Regions from separate parts of the Mus musculus genome. Here region 1 is linked to region 2. The links are chromatin loops, found by intact Hi-C in ENCODE. Cell type or tissue: gastrocnemius. All regions are shown on one strand. Each heading gives the region's core, and the rest is flanking DNA. Links, peaks and the distances in the headings are about the cores only.

Evidence for each region. Peaks named below come from ENCODE experiments on the same cell type or tissue, not always from the same donor. Only the 100,000 strongest peaks of a DNase experiment are listed, where the experiment ranks them.
Region 1: it touches region 2 in a loop (4-fold over the local background); 11 of 42 quality-filtered maps call a loop at or near these places.

Annotation. Positions count from the first base shown.
Region 1 is chr11:120,164,772-120,174,079 of GRCm38, forward strand. Gm39486 (a long non-coding RNA gene) reads right to left here and starts at 670. Exons shown (of 4, transcript XR_003949835.1): 1 at 56-670. In gastrocnemius, for the core only: a CTCF peak has its summit at 4,688 (motif pointing left); a DNase peak (open chromatin) is centred at 4,703; H3K4me3 peaks cover 876 bases; H3K27ac peaks cover 855 bases.
Region 2 is chr11:120,105,676-120,114,983 of GRCm38, forward strand. Slc38a10 (solute carrier family 38, member 10) reads right to left here. Exons shown (of 17, transcript NM_024249.5): 12 at 5,163-5,330; 13 at 4,391-4,861; 14 at 3,757-3,861; 15 at 2,792-2,815; 16 at 759-935; 17 at 1-361. Among named protein-coding and RNA genes, the nearest start is that of Ndufaf8, 11 kb to the left of the region's middle. In gastrocnemius, for the core only: CTCF peaks have their summits at 5,018 (motif pointing right) and 5,533 (motif pointing right); DNase peaks (open chromatin) are centred at 5,559, 6,711 and 6,952; H3K27ac peaks cover 315 bases.

The DNA of each region.
Region 1 (9,308 bases), core at 360-8,359, 59 kb after region 2:
TGGTGCCCAGACCTTAGTGTGAGGCCGCTAGAGCCAGCAAGGACGCCCTTCTCACCTTGAATATCCGTGTCAGGAGCACAGTGTGGGAGAAGGAGGCAGGCTGTGGCGTGGCAAGAAACTGCCCTCTCCAAGGTGACCCACCACCTGCAGCTGCCCAGCGCAAGAGTCTAGAAACCGAGGCTGGAGCCCTTGAGGCTTGAGGTAAATGACAGTGCCCTTCTGCAACCCACTCCCCTGGATAATGGAGGCTGACACCACCGGACTCCAGGAGCTCAGCAGAGCTGTGCCTGACCTCTTGCAACTTGCTTCCAGGGAAACCCAGCTGTACGCCGTCAGCCCATTTTATGGTAGAGAAAAAACAGCCAGACAGCTCTGGAAGTTGCCCCACGGTTAGCTAGCGGACAGTTAGGCTGGATTAAGATCTTGTCTGTCTGTCTGTTCCTCAGGAACTCTGGGATCTCAGTGCTCCGAGCTATGATGTCCAGATGATCCCTCAGGCCACTGGGCCACAGCCACAGTGTCCCCAAGGCCTGAGGATTACCATTTCTCACACTCTAGGGGGACAGGTAAGCTTTGTCTATGGTGACAAAAGCCAAGAGCAGGGGACAGAGGAACCTTCACCTAGCAGCACGGGGCTTCCCTCATGACCCAGGATTAGGCAGAAGATGCTATGTGGGGACTAGTCTGAGAAAGATGCAGGTTTGCATCCCCCAGGCTCTGGAGGCCAGTTTACCAGGGGAGGGGAAATCATGGGAGCTCAAGGCTTCCACACAGGTCTGGGTGGCCAAAGCAACAGAACATGGAGGTCATGTGTCTAGGGAAAGGGTTAGACAGAGGTGACAATCTAGCAATAGAGGATTGGGACCAGGGAAGAGCCAAGAATGGAAGTCAGCGATCCTGTCGGCCCGTGCCAGCCCAATTGCCCTCCCAGACACAGAATTCACTACATAAACCCGGTTAGGGCTCCCAGCCCTGCAGGGGTACAGTGAGTCTCCTGGAATCCCGAAGACAGCTTCCAGGCTTCCTTTCATCCTGTCTCCTGAAGCCTGCATGTCTGATATGGAGGGCTCTGGAACCACCTGGGGCCTAGGGCCTGGGCTATGTATTGAAGGTTATCTTCTAGTCTTCTGGGAGAATAATACCAGAGATTGTACAACCTCCATCCAGGGAGCTGAGGTGTATTCATTCCTCTCAAGGCTCAGCTGGACCAGAGTTCCCATCAGCTTTGAGCCTAGACTCTCTGCAGGTGCTTTCTGGGGACCAAGCACAGCACTGCTCATTCCCATGTCCCTCAGCCAAGAGTAAGCAGGCACCTCCAAACAGGGGCTTCCACAGCAGCTGCTCTGAGGTCTGAGCAGGCAGCACAGCCACAGGTTCCCAGCTTCCCCAGGCTGAGGTCTTCGGATCCTAGAACAGCCCAAATCTCCTAGCTTCCCAGCCTCTGCCTCCCCCATCTTCCTGGGCCTTTCAAGCCCTCTCTCCTGACCCAGCCCCTTCTGTGGTACCACCTATTCTCTTCCCTCAGAACCCTTCCCCGGGGTTACCTCGGACACACACTACCTGAAGTCAGGGCTACTTCAAGCAGCTTAGTTGTCCCTACACCCCAGCCAGTGGCTGTGCCTTATCGAAATAAAAATGCATGTATACAAGTGCACACACACACACACACACACACACACACACACACACACACATATGCGCGCATGCATGCACCCCCCCCCCCATTGACTTCTGGCCTTAGGCTCTCAAATATAGGCTGAGGGTTTGTGGGGACTTGCCCTGCAGCTACATGTGCCCAGTGAGAACAGAGCATTTGTGGGGGCCTTGAGCTAGGAAGCCCATGTGTTTATCCCAGGAGACGGTTCCTTGGGGTACAGAGGAGAGGGGAGACCTTTGCTTATCTTCCTTCCCCATTTCTGGTCTTGCTTCTGGACAATGGAACCGCACAGGACTAGTCTGTTTGCCCCACTCTGATCAGACCCTCTCTTTCAGGTAATGTGTGGGTCTTCTTGCTGCCTTCCTGGAAGAGAACCAAAGGCAGATGTGGGTAGATTTTTCTCCCTCTCCTGTGTAATTTAACCTTTTAACCTTCCAGCATCCTCACAAGCCCTGAGCTCTTAAGGAAGCCTGGCTTGTGCCGCAGGGTCATCCTAGCTCATTACCCAAGCCTTGTTTCCCTTGTTTATCTCCTTGAGCTAGGCATACTGGTCTCTGCCCTTCTATCTGTCTAGTTTCACTCCCTTTTCTACCACTTCTTTCTCTCCCCCCCCCCCCACACTCCCCTTCTTTTTCTCAGCTGCATCTGAACTCCAGGATGTTAAGCACTGGGTCCCCCGCGGTGCAGGAGTAGACTTATGTAGGGCAGCTTTGGCTCATGGGGCCACCTGACACGGAAAGCAGGTTTCAGCCACCAGGCCTGAGGCCAGCATGCTATAAGAAATGGTATCCACGGGCAGACACTGGGATTTGGGGCCTGCCCAGCCCATCCAAGAAAACCCAAGGGTGACTGGACTTGAACAAACAAGTCAGGCCAAGGTCACTTGGGACTTTCTATGTTCCAGGGTGTCCTTGGTCTGCCCAGGACTGTAAATCAAACAGGCATGGTACATAGCCCTACTCGGGTCCAAATTTTGTTGTGTGTGTGTCTTTCTCTTTTCAAATTTAAGTTTATTTATTTTTTCCATGTCTCAAATTTTCTAAGCTTTCTAACTGATAGAGCAAAAGAAAACTCAGGAAGCCGGCAAGGTTAGGGGCTCATGTGGGCTGGTGTTTCAGGTTAGGGGCTGGAGGGGGGTCCTTCAATGCAGGGGAAGGTCAGGAGGCCATTGTGGCTTGCAGCCTCTACTTCAGGCACTAGAGAGACCTAGGTGACTCTCTGCCCTTCAGTTTCTTCTGGACTGAAGGTTTGTGCCTGCAGCTAACACTTCCCCTCAGCCCCTGCCTACACCTGACTCTTGTTCCTCAGTGGGGCTGGACAGGGCCGCTGGAGCTCTCTCTTCCCAGACACACAGCTCTCTCCCACAAAATAGTTTAATGCAACTTAATGGCTTGAAGTTGATGTAAAAATTACAGGCACACGGCTGGGGTGGGGTGGGGGCCTCGTAAGAAATCCTTTAGAAAATATAATTGAGTTAATGGAGCCATAACTGCGGCTCATTTTGGGGGTAATTGGCCCGCTTTTTGTCACCCCGTCCATTTACATACTCCTGTTTTCTTTTTGCGATTGATTTTTTCTTTATAAAGTGGGCCACTTTACTGCAATTTTTACAGCCCCAGTGATGAATAAAACCTCATCTTCCCGCTCATTAAGACACTGGAATTAGCCGGGCCCAGGGCCCCACCAGGCAATTTGCTTAACAATCCCAAGGCCGCAGCAGCAGGCGGGGCCAAGCTCCGGAAGGTGGGTCCTGGACCCTGATTCACCTCCCAAGGAAGGAAAGGAGGACAGAAATCTGCCTCTAACTACCCAACCTTGAACTTAACACATCCTCTCTCTCCTCCCGCCTTCCTCTCCTGCTGAAGGCTTCTTCGGCCTTGGACTCTCCTCCCTACAGCCGGCCTCCTACTGCTGTCACTCAGAGGCCCCACCCACCCGCCCCTGACTGCAGATCAGGGTCACGCTTTCTAGAAAATACTATTATTTTTAATTATATATATATAAATCTATATACACACAGAGTGAGTGTGTCTGTTAGCACAATGGAACATAAAACGGAACCGGAGCTCTGGGAAGGGTGGGTGATCCAGCACCGAGCCATTCTCTCTGCAAAGGCAGGAATAGTAGGCATCCTTAAACGGGTCGGGACCAACTCACCTGCCACTGGCAACCTGCTGTTTGATTTTGACTTTACTCTCTTCTTCCAGTCCTATGACCAAACCCAGGGCATCCTGGGTGCTAGGTTACCACCGAGCTCTGCCCCTGCTCTCTCTTTACCTTCCGTTTCCAGACAAGGTCTCTCAAAATTGCCCAAACTGAGCTTGAACTCCTCCCTGTAGCTGAGGCAGGCCTTGAGTTTTGATCCTTCGGCTTCAGTCCCCCCCCCCCCCCCAGTAGCTGCAATCAGAAGCCTGCAAATGCCAGGCCTAAGTCACTTGGCTATCTTCCACGGCATTGTACATGGATCCACGTGGGGTTTTTTTTTTCTGACTTTATAATACTTCCATACATGTGAACAGGCCTCCTGCATCACACGCTCCTGCCATGAAATACTGTACCACCATAATTTCTGTCTTAGTTTCTCTTCCAGTTGATGTAAAGAATTCTTACCAGCTAGGCATGCCGGTTCTTCTGTCTGGTTTGTGCGGCCCTAGCAGTCTCAGCTCCTTAGAGGAGCACCTTTAAGGGCCCCCACCTGTCTCCCAACATCGTTTCAAATTTGTCTGGGGATCAGACTGGAGCCTGTACTAACAGGATTTGGGTGACACTAAACCATAGGGGCCACACTCAGAACCACTGCGCCAGGCCAAATCCTCGGTGTAGGCAGTCACTGTGGGCAGCGGGCCTCACCTATGCCGGGAGGAGGAGGAGGAGGGTGCGTCCTTAGGCACGACCCCCCGAAACCTAACACCCCGCTAGGCAGAAAAGGAGGCAGGCAATGAACTCAGGTAATGGAGAGTCAAGGGCTCCGAGCTAAGTGACCTTATCTCGGCAGCCCCCCAAACTTGGACCCACCCGCCAATGGTGCCCTCTGCTGGCCATCCCAGTCTCTGACAGGAAGGCTAATTGGCTCAGGAATCAAGCATAGTCGGTTCTGATTGGTCACACTGGGCCGGTGGGCTAGGATACTGTGATTGACAGCCAGATCAGGAAGCAGTCAGTCGGAAAAGCTGTCTGGGCACCTTGTTTGGATCAAGCTCTTCATACAAACAAGAAAAAGCCTTTCTCCTTCCCACCCGTACAGCGTGGCTCCATCCCTGTATAATCACAGAAGTGGAGTTACTTCTGACCCAGAAGCCTCCACGCATGCTCTGACTATGTTAGAGTGTGAGGAGAGCCACAGTCATTCTAAGAAAGCTGGTTGTCAGTCCTGAGTGTCAGTCCTGAGTGTCAGGTTGATCGACCTCTTCTGAGGAGAGTGCTTTGCAGCTGAGCTGGGTTACACCTCTGCTTCCTTGTTTTCCTGGAGAGAGCGTGTGGGGCACCCGGGACACTTGTAGGCAGATTGTGGGATGGAGAACGGACAGCTCCATCCCTGGAGGCAGGTGTCTACTTTCTGGAGAGGATGGGGATGCAGGCAGGGGTTACTGTTATTCATGGTGTCCCCTAGAGACATAGGGGATTGGGGGGAGTGTAGGATGGTTTAGATTCCAATTGTGTCACCTCCTTCAAGGTCTGAGTGGAAGGGCTCTTTGGCAACTCTTCAGGGGAGGCAGTCCACGTGCCTGCCAACCTGGACTCCTTGCTGAGAGGGATGGGAACCCTCTAGCCTGTGCCACACAGTAAGGCATTCTGGACTGGCAGGGCACAGATAGCTGCAGACCCTTGAGGACAGGAAGCCAAGACTTTAGGGACAGTGAGTACAGCCGCAGGAAAACCCGCAGGACCCGAGGAAGTTCACCAGAACTAGAGGAGATACATGAGCCTTTTTGGAAACCATGGACGCCAGTGCCAAGTCATACAACTGCCTGGGTGCTGTGGATGCCTGTGCTCTCCCATGACAAGCAGAGTCGTGGGTAATGGGAGCCAAGTTCCCTATACTTCACCCAGGGTCTGTCCCGGATGCTCCTGGCTGGGGTGCTTCCTACAGTATGACCTGACCACTTAGATACCTCACAGCCACCCCCATGGTCCCTCTCCATCCCTTGGTCCAAAGGGAACTTCACGTTCCCTCCATGGGTCCACAGACCCAAGTGGACTTTGTGGTCCCTGGATTTCGAGCCTCAGCTGCAGGATCCCTGTCCAGGCGTCACTGTTGATCCTGCTGCCTGGGGCAGGCCAGGTCCCCACTCAGGCCCCTATCTTCAGCATTTGTTGGTTCTGACTCCAAGGTCCTCCCTCCTCAAATGGAAAAGCGTAGCAAAGAGACTGGGCAGAAAAGGAGACTCCCTGCAGTCTCTAGCTCCTCTGCCCAGTGCTGGGGGTGAAAAGGATGAGCAGGTGAAGCCTCCAAGAAACCTGGTCTGTCTCCACCCCAGGACTCTGATCCACTTTCCAGGAGAAGGTGTGGTGTGGTGGGACAATGGACAGGCTGAAGTTTTGTGTTCTTTTCCTGGGGGAAGAGATGGAGACCGAGTGTGACCATGTTGGGAGTTGGATACTCCAGCCCCTAGGCTGCCTCTTCCAACGTGTCATGAGAAACCCCCAGGGGATCACTATGTAGCTCTGGCTGACCTGGAACTTCACATGTAATCAGGCTGGCCTCAAACTTGTAATCCTCCTGCCTCAGCCTTCCAGGTCTTGGCATTACAGGCTTGCTCTACAATACATAGTTCCAGCAGCTGTTTTCTGCAACAACTGAAAGCTGAGGTCATCGAGAGGCCAGCAGGGTAGAGGAGGCCCTACCCTCCAGCAGGAGAGCCCTCCCTCCCCCTGCTGCCCCATGGCCTGGCTAGACCTGGGCCCCAGAGAGTTGGGGGTGGCTCCACAGCCCAGGAGCCACAAAGGGCAGAGAGAGTGCAGGCGGCCAGCCGCCAGCAGGGCCGCCAACAATGTGGTTTCAATCTAATTGTCCCAAAATATTGTTACAACACAAACCACGTGCCATCCATTCACCTGCAACTGATCAGCCGCAAAGCTACCGGATAAACGGGCTGCACACTCTGCCTGGCTCTGCATCTGGCCTGCTTTCTGCCTGAGCAAGGACGGTCAGGACAAGGGGCTAGGCTCTGTGGTCTACCAGCCCAGTGGTCCCGGTAGATGAGTCAGGACTCTGGGCCTCAGAAGCTCAAGAGGGAGCTAAGGACTGCACCATAGCTGAAACTTGGTCAGTAGAGATGTGTCCAGTTAGTGGTGGCCCAGGAGGCTCATTGTCGTCACTGTGAAGTGCTGGGATCTTCACCCCGGGAAGAAACGTCTGCACACCCATCACAGTAGCGGCAAAATGGGCTTCAAAGGCTCCCAGGTCTCCCATCCACCCATCCATCCATCCATCCATCCATCCATCCATAAGACTTGAGTGACTGTGGGTGGAGTAAATTGAAGACAGCCTGACTTAGCCATGGAGGAAACTGAGTCTCACAGAAGGGGTGGGCACTCCACATCCAATAACAGAGAGCTGTAGCAGTAAACACCAGAACCTGGCCTGGTACCTTGCTCTCCAAAGACACAGGTCCCTATAAAGGAACCTGGAGGCTTGATCTCCAGGGGGACAGGTTATGACCAGCAAGTGCTAGAGTGGCCAGCAGCTCTCACTATACCCCCCGGAGCCCAACCTCAAGGCCTTAAGTGATAATGGTGTGATAGGAGATGGGAAACAGGATAACAACGAACCCATAGGTTGGGGACAACCCAGCTTCTCACAGTGACTCAGGATCTTCCAGAGAAAGGAAGCCCCATCCGATGATAAATATGCAAGGGTATACCTGACACCACCACAGGGTGAGCAAGGAGGGCCACAGGCTCTGAAGGGCAAGCTGGGGATGTCAGGGAAGAGTCCACCCCACTGGGTAAGCACAGTACAGAGAAGAGGGACTATGTGTGGACCCTCGCGGCTTAGCACCTGATAACAGCCTGGGCAGCTTGAACGTCATTTGCCTTCCAACAAGTATGGAGTGGCAGTCCAGTGTCGAGATGCTATGGCACTGGCCCCTGGGGAGCTCAGGGAAGACTTGCTCTCACCTGACCCAGCAGCTGGGGCTCTGAATCTGAAGGCCGGTAGGTAATGTCAGGATTACCGTAGCCTCAGCCTTTCTCCAGCCTTTCTTTCCTGATGTGGGCCTTCTCTCATCTCTGGTTTTATGGTGCAATGGTCCATGTTCCATTGGATTTAGGGACCACTCCAACCCAGCATGAGCTCATCTCAAGATCCCTATGTGAGAGACTAGACCAGTGTTTCTCAACCGTCCTGACATTGTGACCCTTGTTGTGGTGACCCTCAACCATAAAATTATGTTGATGCTACTAAAGTAATTTTGCTACTGTTATGAATTGTAACATAAATATTTTTGGATACAGGTTTGTCAAAGGGGTCCAGACCCACAGGTTGAGAACCACTGTGCTGGGGCGCTGGCTCAGCAGTTAAGGACACTTGCTACTCTTGCAGAGGACCCGAGTTCATTTCTTAGAACTCCCGCCGGACAATTCACAACCCTCTGTGACTGCAGCTCCCAGGGACCCGACGCCCTTTCCTGGCTTTCGTGGGCACCTGTGTGAGCATGAGCGTGCACACGTAGATGCAAAATAGAATAACATTTTGTTTTGCTTTAATTCTTAAAAGAGACTCAGAGACGTAAAGCAATCTACCTTGAGGCAGCACAGCTGTGAAATAGACAATTTAGTGGTCTGTGCTTTGCTGTAGAACAAAGTCTGGAAAGAATCGATAGAAGTCCGGGGCCTCCAGGTGCAGAAATACGGGCGCGGATATCTGGCAGAGAGGAGAGCAACGTCTCCAAGTGTCGCTTCGAGCCTGTGTGTCTCGAGTCTGTGTGTGGAGATAGTTACTCATCTGAACAGCTTGGAGCCCAGAAGGGCTGTAACTGCATTTTAGCATCACACAGTGGTCAGAGACAGAGGAAGCACTCCCGGCTCTCACTCCGGGGACTGCCTCCCACAGCCCGGAGCTAGGACTAGCCTTTAGGATCGTGCGTGGTAAGCAACTCTCACATCATAGACAGAGTTGAGCACCTCCACAGAGAGCTTTCCTTGTCAGTGGATAATAATGAGATGTGAGCTGTACAGAGAAAAGATGCTACCTCATGACCAGGGGTAGCTCTTCCTGTGGCTCCGGAAGCTCTCTTGGGGTGGCAGCAATTGCCCCCGAGCAGTGGATACTGTGAGAAATCAGAAGACCCATACTCCATTTGCATTACTGACAAACTCTGCTTGCTACCCACTCTCTGGCCATAGAGCAAAGTGGGCAGGGCTGCCTTGAATCTCTTGTTGAAGTAGAGCTGAATGGCGGGCGCGCAATGAGGAGCTAGGATGGACTCCCATCCCTTAGAGAGAACCCAGGTAGAAGCCTCAGCAGCACCTCATGCCTCTCATGGACCTCTTTTGTTTCTCCGTATAGAGCTCAGGATGACCTTGAACTTCTAATGTTCTTGCTTGCACTGCTCAAGTTCTGGGGTACAAGCACGCACTATCACATCTGCCCTATACAGGCAAGTGCTTTTCCAACTGAGCTATAACCCCTGCACCACCAGGCCCTTTC
Region 2 (9,308 bases), core at 737-8,736:
TTGGGTACCTCAGGAGGGGCTGCCTTGTGCACTGCTTCCAAGTCCCCTGGGACCAGCTCCTTCCCAGCTCCAGCCGCCTTGATGGCAGCTTTCGGGTCTTCTCTCAGATCAATCGGGGCCCCCTGGGGCTCTGTTTCAGAGCCACCAGCAGGAAGGTCAGCAAGGTCTCTGCCTGGCAGCACCTTGACTTCCCCTGGGAGGTGCTGGCCCATGTCTTGGGATGGAGCGGGGCGACCCCTAGGAGCTCCAAGCACGGGTTGCAAAGGCTGTGAAGGGTCATCTCCCAGTGTCTCCCCAGCGTGCTCAGCCTCCTCCTCCTGTCCTCGGAGTACAGCCACCCCAGGCTCTGGCTGCACGTCTGCTGTGAAGGAAGGTGAGCATTGGTTTAGCCAAAGAAATGGACACAAGTTGCTAATGCACTGACTAAAAAGAAACTTTCAAGCAGTTAAGACTCACTAAGAGCTGGGAGATGACTCAACATGTGTGAATGCCTGCTGTTCTTGGAGAAGACCAGAGCTACTTTCCCAGCACCTATCCAGGCAGCTCACAACAGTCTGTAACTAGAGATCTAGGGGACTTGACATCCTCTTCTAGCCGCCACAATACAGACACACATAAGCACACATGTAGTAAAAGTAAATAGAAAAAGGATGATCAAGACTGAAACCTCCTCCTTCACACTCCAGGCTCTGAGCCTCAAAGGTAGCCCCAGACCTGGCTGTCCGGCTGCCTGCTTCCCGGGGCTGGGTCCTACCTACCAGGCTTAGGCTTGTCTTCCTCGCCCTCCTGTCGCTGCTGCCGGATCTCCTTGTGCTGCTCCTCAATCACTGCGAGCAGCTTTTCCTGCTGGTCCAGGAGGCGCTTCTGCTGCACCTGCTGCTCTTGGATCACCTGTAGCAGCACGGCATGGTCCAGCATCTCTGCCCTCCCAGCTTCTGGTGGGGACATACAAAGTCAGATGCACTCCAGATACCGGTGGGACTGCTGGCCTTTCAGTGCTGACAGCGACCCACGGGGAGTCGGTCCTGCCATGCCCGTATCTGCAACACCGTCTGCATTGTCACCCCAGTCCCAGTGTCCCAGTGGCACAGAAGTGAGGCGCTGAGTTAAGGCTAGAGGGCTAAGCCCTAACCAGGGCAGCCTTCCTGACCAGCAGCTGTCCTGCCTGCTTTTCCTCTTCCCTCAGTGGGTCAGACACACTGGTCAATCCCAGATCCCTGTCTGTTTCTGGCTGAAAATGCACACCACATCCACACAAACACTGAGAAGGAATGCACTAGACAGTTAGTTGTAGGTTCTCTGGGCTGGGTGACTCTTCCCTACCGCCTCACACATTTGTTCTAGGACTAACACAAGAGAAAATAAAACCTAAAAGCTACCTTTAAAAAAAGGGGGAGGGGGGCTACAATTTTAAGAAAGTTTCTTGCAAGTGTTCAAGTGGAGCCTGAGAGCTGTCCGTGTGGACTGGAGGCCAGGGTTGGCTGGGTGGAGGCCAGGGATGGCTGGGAACCCAGAAGGAAGGAGCTCCACCTCCTCACTGGGGGCCACGCCCACAGCACAGGTAAGAAAGCCTTCCTATTCAAACTTGCTGTATCCCACCCAGTCACCCCAGCTGCTCTTGGTGGCCACTGGCAAGTACAGCAGGGCTGGCTGGCTTCTCACCCCAAGCACTGGGGTCAGCACTGGGCTATTTACCCACAGCAAGCAGCCAGGGCAGGTTAATCTTCACAACCCATTCATTTTTATACTGGGCATCGTTAGAAGATAGATGGGTTAGGGACTAGGCGTCAGAGCATAATCACGTCTTGTGTGGGCATGGGGTGGAACACACCTTTAATCCTAGCACACAAGATTTAGGCAAGCAGATCTCGGTGAGGTAAGAGGCTAGCCAGGGTTATATAGCTCCCAGGCACAGGGCACACACTCATAGGCTCCCACCAGTAACTAGCTAGAGCAATTCATTGCCAGTGACCTTCCCAGGGGTCACAAGTATGTTCCCATGAGCACGCCCTAGGGTCTCCCCAAACCCTTCAGTAGCCTGTGCAAGGAAAGGCAGGTTGGACCATGGAGAGGATGTTGGGGCCCACCATGAAGAAAAGAGCTGACTTCAAGAAACTCGGCTGGTCCTCTTGCCAGTGCCTAAGGTCCAGACAGAGGCTTGAGAAGGAAAGAACTTCTAACATAGGGCTCCTTTCTTCTCCCTTCACATGTGCTCACTGACTGCACAGCCATGTGACTGTCAGTTACATAAAGATACACAAAGTCACACATACTGCTGGCACTGCCCGACCTGCCAAGAGCAAGGTTCTGAAAGAGCAGGCCCCACGCCTCCTGCATGCCTCAGCGGACGAGCCACGAGCTTGCTCTGGGAGAGGGAAAAAAGGTGGTGTGTCCAGCTGGAAGCCCGGAGGGCAAATGGGAAACATCGTGGCGACTGGCTTTCTTTCCCAAGCCAGAACCTACCAGGAGTGGGTGTCTGGCCAGGATGGAAGCCCTCACACGAGACACAGGCCACACAAACAGCAGCAGGTACATGCAGCCCCAACCCTGTCTCTAGCTCAGGTTTCAGTTGCTTAGAGACACCATTAGGCTGTTCTCTAAGGACAAGGCCACAGGGGCTGAGAAGGAAGAGGGAGCTGGGGGGCTATGCTGTGTCTGGAGGGGTGCCACTCCTTGGGACTGAGCCGTCTTCATGCAGGGCTCTCAGGGGCTGCATGTGCCACCAAGGTCGTCCCCACACTGCCAGGGCCTCCACACACATGCTTCTTTACATCACAGTCCTGAGCCGTACCTGCTACTAGCTTTTTAATTTCAGCTGTCCGTCCCATTGAGAGGCATATGGAAGAGAGGCACAATAGGAAACCATGAAAAGTCTCTTCTTCAGAAAGAAAAAAACAATCAAAGAATCAAACATGTTTAGGTGACAGATTACAGAAACTGGAACCAACAAATTTAGTCAGACTAAAACCAGAGACAAAAATAACAAGTGTGGGAAAGTTCCACAAATAAGTTGTGAGCTCCAACCAAGCAGAAGAAAGCTCTGGGTTCTACCTTCCAGGTCTGCACTGTCAGCCAGGAGCAGTGGCTGAGCAGCTGCTCAGGCCTGGCCTTCAGGGCTGAATGAGAAGCAAAGCCTCAGTCTTTTCAAACCCACTTCGGGGCACGAGTACCCTAGGCAGGCCCAGGTCAGACTTCAGCTGAGGGTTCACCAAAACCAACTAGGCAGGTGGTCACTAGAGGGCTCCTGGGCGGGCTAGCACTGCAGCCCCTGCACAAGAAACATCACAGGGAGACCATAAAGCCAAAACGGACACGAAACTTTAGAGGAACTCAGGGCACATCAGCCGTGGCAAACTTCAAGTGCTGGGGGACACGGGGCATGCTGCTGGCCACCAACACCACCCCAGCCCGACCTGAGCACAGGTCCATCTCAGGCACAGCCTTCAAATGAGTCTTCAAACCTGTGTACCAAGGCCTCCCTCCCAGCCTTTAAGCAAGAGTAGAGAAAATATTAACCTGCTTAAAGATGAAATCAAAATAGTAGTTAAAAGCCATGTGACCATTTGACACCTCTTTTAGGGGCACAAAAGGGGAGATTAAAAACAACCCTAGAGAGGTGAGAAATAGGGAGGGGTCACTGGAGGTGTTTCCTTAGCATAAAAACCAAGCAGCAGAAACTGTGGAGGCAGGAGGGACCCAGGAGCACCCACCCCACTCCAGCTCATTCTGGGGCTCCTCCCAAAGGGCCAGCCTCACCTTCCAGCTTGCTCCCCGCCTGGTCTCCACCCTGTTGCTCAGCCTCCTTCTTCTCCCTCTGCTCTGCAGCCTCCGGCCTTTGCACAGGGAGGCCCGCCTTCCCACCTGCACACAGGGAGACTCAGCTGCTTTGTTGGAAAGTCAGAGTTGGGCGTGGGGTGAGGGGCTGGCAGATGTTTCCTAAAATGACTCTATAGCTAGCCCCCCCCCCCTCCAGCACAGTTTATATCCAACCTAATGATTACCAGGGAAGTAATAAAGAAATATTTAACAATCTCAGCTGATGGCTGTGAGCCAATGGTGACTACCTGAGCCAATTAAAATGCGAGCGCCGTCCTAACCAGCTCTTAGACGGGTACTTAACAGTGTGTTACCTGTCAAGCGTTCCTGCACTGTCCCCCGTGTGCACCCCCAGAACAGCCTGGCACCTGACATTTAGTGGTCTGGCAACAACTGTGTGACAGATATTATGGAAGCTGTCAAGCTCCCAGGCTCTTCTTCACTCCACAAGCTGCTGAAGGGGCCGTGACATTCACATGCTAATCATGTGGAATGGGAGGGCTGGGGACTGAGAAGGACTAGCCCATTTCTGCTGCACCCACCAAGGGAGCTCCCCTTGGCGACTGACACTCACCAGCATCGCTCTCAGCAGCACTCTCCACGGGCTTCCACAGGGCGCCTCCAGCCTTCTGTGCAGGCTCCCTGCCGTCATCTGCTGCCAGAGCCTTCAGCTCCACAGAGTCCCTGGCCTGGGCAGCTGGCTGCGGATCCCTATTTCCTGGCCTGGAATCTTCCTTCCTGGGCTGCACAGGTGGCTGGCCATTTGCTTCTGGAACCTTCTGAGGATGTTCAGTTTCTCCTACTGCCAGGACTTGCCCGGGTCTCTTTCCTTCCCCTCCTCTCTCAGGTTCCTGCTTCTCCTTCTCTGACTCAGGCAGAGGTGGTGCCCCTTGACCCCTGCCTGCAGGGTCTCCTTCATCTGGGAGCCTGGGAGGTGGCTTTTTCTCCTCTGGCCCTTCTTGGTCCTGGCCTTCATCCACCACCACTTTATCATGAGGGATGGGAGGCTCATGGCGATGGGCCTCACCCATAGGGACAGCAATACCTGGAAGGGCATAAGGACAGGTGGAGGAGATGAGGCTGAAGTTCCTAGGAATTAGAACGGTCCTCTGGCTCTCAAGTGTGACATGACCATGACCATGACCTCAGGTCCTCTACAGCTATCTGAGGACTGCCAGGACACTAGAATGGTAATGTCACAAGAGGAACAGTAGAGGGCAGCTGTCTTGACCAAGGGGAAGGTGGAGCACAGGTCTAGGCTAAGTTAGACATGCGAGCCCTTCACAGGGTTGCTTAAGCCTTTCTCTGTCAAGGCAGCTGGTTGGGGCCGTTTATTTAGCACTCACCTTGGCCGGGGCGATCCAGCTGTGCGGCTTCCTGCTTCTCCTTGGGAGCTTCCCCGCCAGGCACATCTACAGGACCCTTGATCTGGGCCTGCTCCAGTACCTCTTTGTCCTCTGCTGGCTTTAGCTTCTCTTGGCTATCCTCAGCAACAACTACAACGGGATCCTGGACTGCAAGCAAAGCATAGTGAGCCACCAGAAACCAGTACAGGCTGGGCCAAATGGCAGAATGGAGGTTTCTTCCTGTTTAATCATGATTATCAGCTAAATGGCACAGAATCCTTCCTTTTCATTCATGATAAAAAAAACATCAAAATTCAATTTATACCTGTAGTCAGATGACATGCTGTGTAATACTTGTCCACAACCACCAGGTGGCAGCGTGAGCACACAGCCAGGCAATGTCCCTAGGGTCTTCCAGCAGGGACCAACTGCTTGCCCTGAGACCTAAACTGAAGGACTTTTAAGGATATGGTTGGGTGGGCCTGTCAACCTCTTGCTGTTGGTGGGGGAAACTCACACAAGGTGAGACGAAAGGAGAGGCTGGCAAAGTTGTCCACATGCCCACAAATGCATAGGGGTCCATGTTCCATCAGAAACCACAGCAGAGTATTGTGGCTCCAGAATTGGAGAAAACTAGCTTCACTGAAAAGACTGCTTTTGAGAGCTTGGGACCTAGCTGGGCTGGTAGCACACACAGGCCCTGGCCAGGGCTCAGTACCAGCATAACATAAACTAGGTATGGCATCATCATATGCTTTGGAGGGGGATGTGGGAACCTTATAGATTCTAGGTCATCCCCGGGCTAGTTTCAGGCTAGCCTGGGCTACGTGAAATCCTATCTCAAAAAAACAAAAAAACCATGTTCAAGTGCTGGGCAATCATAAGAGGATCTGAAGAGCTATGCAGATGAAAAACCACCTTAGAAAACAGAATGTGAAGACGGCCATGTGGTTCTGAGCACTGACTGCTTGTGCAAAGGGCCTGGTGTGGTCCCTAGTACCCACACCGGGGTTCAGACCATCCCTAACTCCACTTCTCGTTGGTCTGATGCATCTTCTAAGCTTTTCAGGCAGCAGGCATACACATGGTATACAAACACACACATACGAGAAAAAAAGTTAAGGTTTGTTTGTTTGTTTGGGGTTTTTGTTTTGTTTTGTTTTTAATGGCTGTCCAGGAGCTCAAAGATCCACCTGCCTCTGCCTCTGCTGGGATTAAAGGCGTGCACCACCATCACCCAGCTAAGAAGAAAAACCTTTTAAAACAACAGCAAAGGCCAGTCTACTCTGAGTGGTGTCCCACTCATGTTCAGGTGAGGCGGCGGCCTGCTGTTCACTGTCTGGAGCCCTGGGGCAGGCTCCGCATGGCAGCTAAGCATTTGGCTCAGTGACCACGCAGGTATGGGGTTGCCCTGATGCTCTTCTGAGAGGCCTCTCAGGATTGCCAAGCCTGTCTGTGTTCTAAGATAGGAAGTAGCCTGTCAGGCAGAAGCTGTGAGCCTGTGAAGGTTTTCTAGGCCCTACTACCAGCAGTGAGCTCCAGGAATTCATGGCTGCTGGCCAGCACTGGACATGGGCTCTCCAAGACAGAAACAGACCTTTCATCAGGAATGCATGTTGACAATGCCCTCAGCCACAACCAAACATAAACTTCCAGAGCTGGCAGCTCTCACCCTGCACAGCCCCTCCCATTTGTTTCCAATTTCAAGGCAATCACAGGGTGGAAACAGAAAACAGTGTGGTGGTGAGGTTCACCTGCCTTACTGGCCAACTGACAACCAAGAAGTGAAGGCTTGGCCTGGTATGGCCCCAAGGAGGGATGGCAATGCTCAATGAGTAGGACTCCTCACACACTCTGCTGGCCATCCCCTGTAGTCATCAGGCTTGCTGACAGTAACTGGAGCCAGCAAAGACCCATGTTTTGTCCTCCCATGCACAGATGGACCAATGAGGTGACAAGCCACACGCTCACCTGCTACAGTGCTTCCCTAAGGGACAGACAGGAGTCCTGCCTCCCAGACAGCAATTCCACTGCGAATATCCTTTCCTTCTTTATCCAGTGTGGAGAGGGCCCAAAGGCCCGCCTCAGGAGGTCTTGCTTGTGGAACAGGGCTTGCTACAGGCTGTAAGTGTTCTCCTTTCTTCTCTCCTCCCTCCTCCCCTGGCCCTCTCGGAGACAAGCTCTACCACTCCACCCGTCTACCAGACTTGAGGCTGCTTCTGCCTCTGAGGAGCTGGACAGCAGGTCCCACATCCCAGTGGAGGTCTGCTGGTCACTGGCCTCCTGCGTTCATGCTCACCCCTGCATGCTAGCATCCAACCTAGAGATGCTAAAAGCCTTCTCCCTCTGGATGAGGTCCTGCTGGTGCAAGAACCATTGCACCTCTCAAGAGCTCAGCAACCCAGGCTCCTGAGGAAGCCAGCCCCTGTTCTAGGGAGCTATCCTAATAACCAGTTTCTGCTTTGTTCTCCAGGCTTCAGTGAGGAAAGTGTTACCTGCTGAGGTCTGACTTACAACCCAATCTTTTGGGCTTAGCTGGATGGCTCCATAGCTCATCTGTCCAATTATGGCTCAGACAATAAGCTCCTGCGAGCTGGGGGGCTAAGCTAATGACCAGGGCTGACATTGTAGTGTTAGCATCAGCAAGGAAGCCTTCTGAGCCCTTCACTCTTGGTTCTTCCTACACATGAAGCAGGTGCAAGGGAAAGCTAGCACCTCGCCCCTTGAGCAGCACCTCAGCCACAGCACACACAGGTCTGACATAGGTCAGCAGCTACCCAAGGGGAACCCTTCTGATCCAGCAGGTCCCATGAAGACCACCACCCCAGGGAAGGCTGTGAAACGAGCCCACTGCATCTCCTAGATAGTTTGGCAGAAAAACTGAACGTGAAAATAGTAGGACAAAGGAGCACATGATGTAAAGTGCTTTTAAAACCTCATGAGGCACAGAAGAGAGGTGACAGGAGGTCAGCCAAGGAGGGAGGAACATATAGCAGCAGGGTCTATCCTGGATGAATCTTGACACTATCTAAGGCTCTGGGACCTCTGCAACCTCCACAAGTGGCCAAGGCAGGTGGCAGCAGAAACCATGGAAGGTCCCAGAGAAGAGCGATGACAAGAAGACAGAGGAAAGGTCTATTCGAAGACTCTGGGATACAGTCATGTGCCTGACAGGGACCCAAGGTCACCTGTACCTGGCACCCACGGCACCCCATGGCCACGTGGCATAGCCCCCTAACTTCTACTTCCCACTAACTAACCGGTGCTGTCCCACATGCTGCAGAAGCAGGAGGCCTGGGGAATGGCTTGAGCTGTCCTGTCCCAGGGTGCACAAGGTGGGTGGGCAAGAGGAGAAAAGGAAGCAACAGCACAAAAGTGTTCCGAGGAGGAGCCAGAACTCTACAAAGTCCAAACTGTCCCCAAGACCATCTAGGGCACCATCAGGCACAGAGATAAAGAGCCTAACTAGGCTTTTTAAATGGATAACTGTCTTCTTGAGCATTCACAGGGACTCGGCCAGGCTTACCAAAGGCTCACGAGGCCAAGCATGGGGCTTTGGCTGCACTCGATAGTCACATGTACCACGTGAGAGTACAGTGCAGTCACAGCACAGTCACATGTACCACGTGAGAGTGCAGTGCAGTCATAGCACAGTCACGTGTACCACGTGAGAGTGCAGTGCAGTCACAGCACAGTCACGTGTGCCACGTGAGAGTGCAGTGCAGTCACAGCAGTCACGTGTGCCACGTGAGAGTGCAGTGCAGTCACAGCAGTCACGTGTACCACGTGAGAGTGCAGTGCAGTCACAGCAGTCACGTGTACCACGTGAGAGTGCAGTGCAATCACAGCAGTCACATGTACCACGTGAGAGTGCAGTGCAGTCACAGCACAGTCACGTGTACCACGTGAGAGTGCAGTGCAGTGCAGTCACAGCACAGTCATGTGTGCCACGTGAGAGTGCAGTGCAGTCACAGCGCAGTCACGTGTACCATGTGAGAGTACAGTGCAGTCACAGCACGTGCTGGGCTCTCACTAGAACAAGCAGATTCCTACTGGGACCCCACACCATCAAAGAGATCAATAAACAAGGCTCTCGCACCCGATGGTGCAGCTGACAGGGCAGTCAGAGAAGGCTCTTAGTCCCAG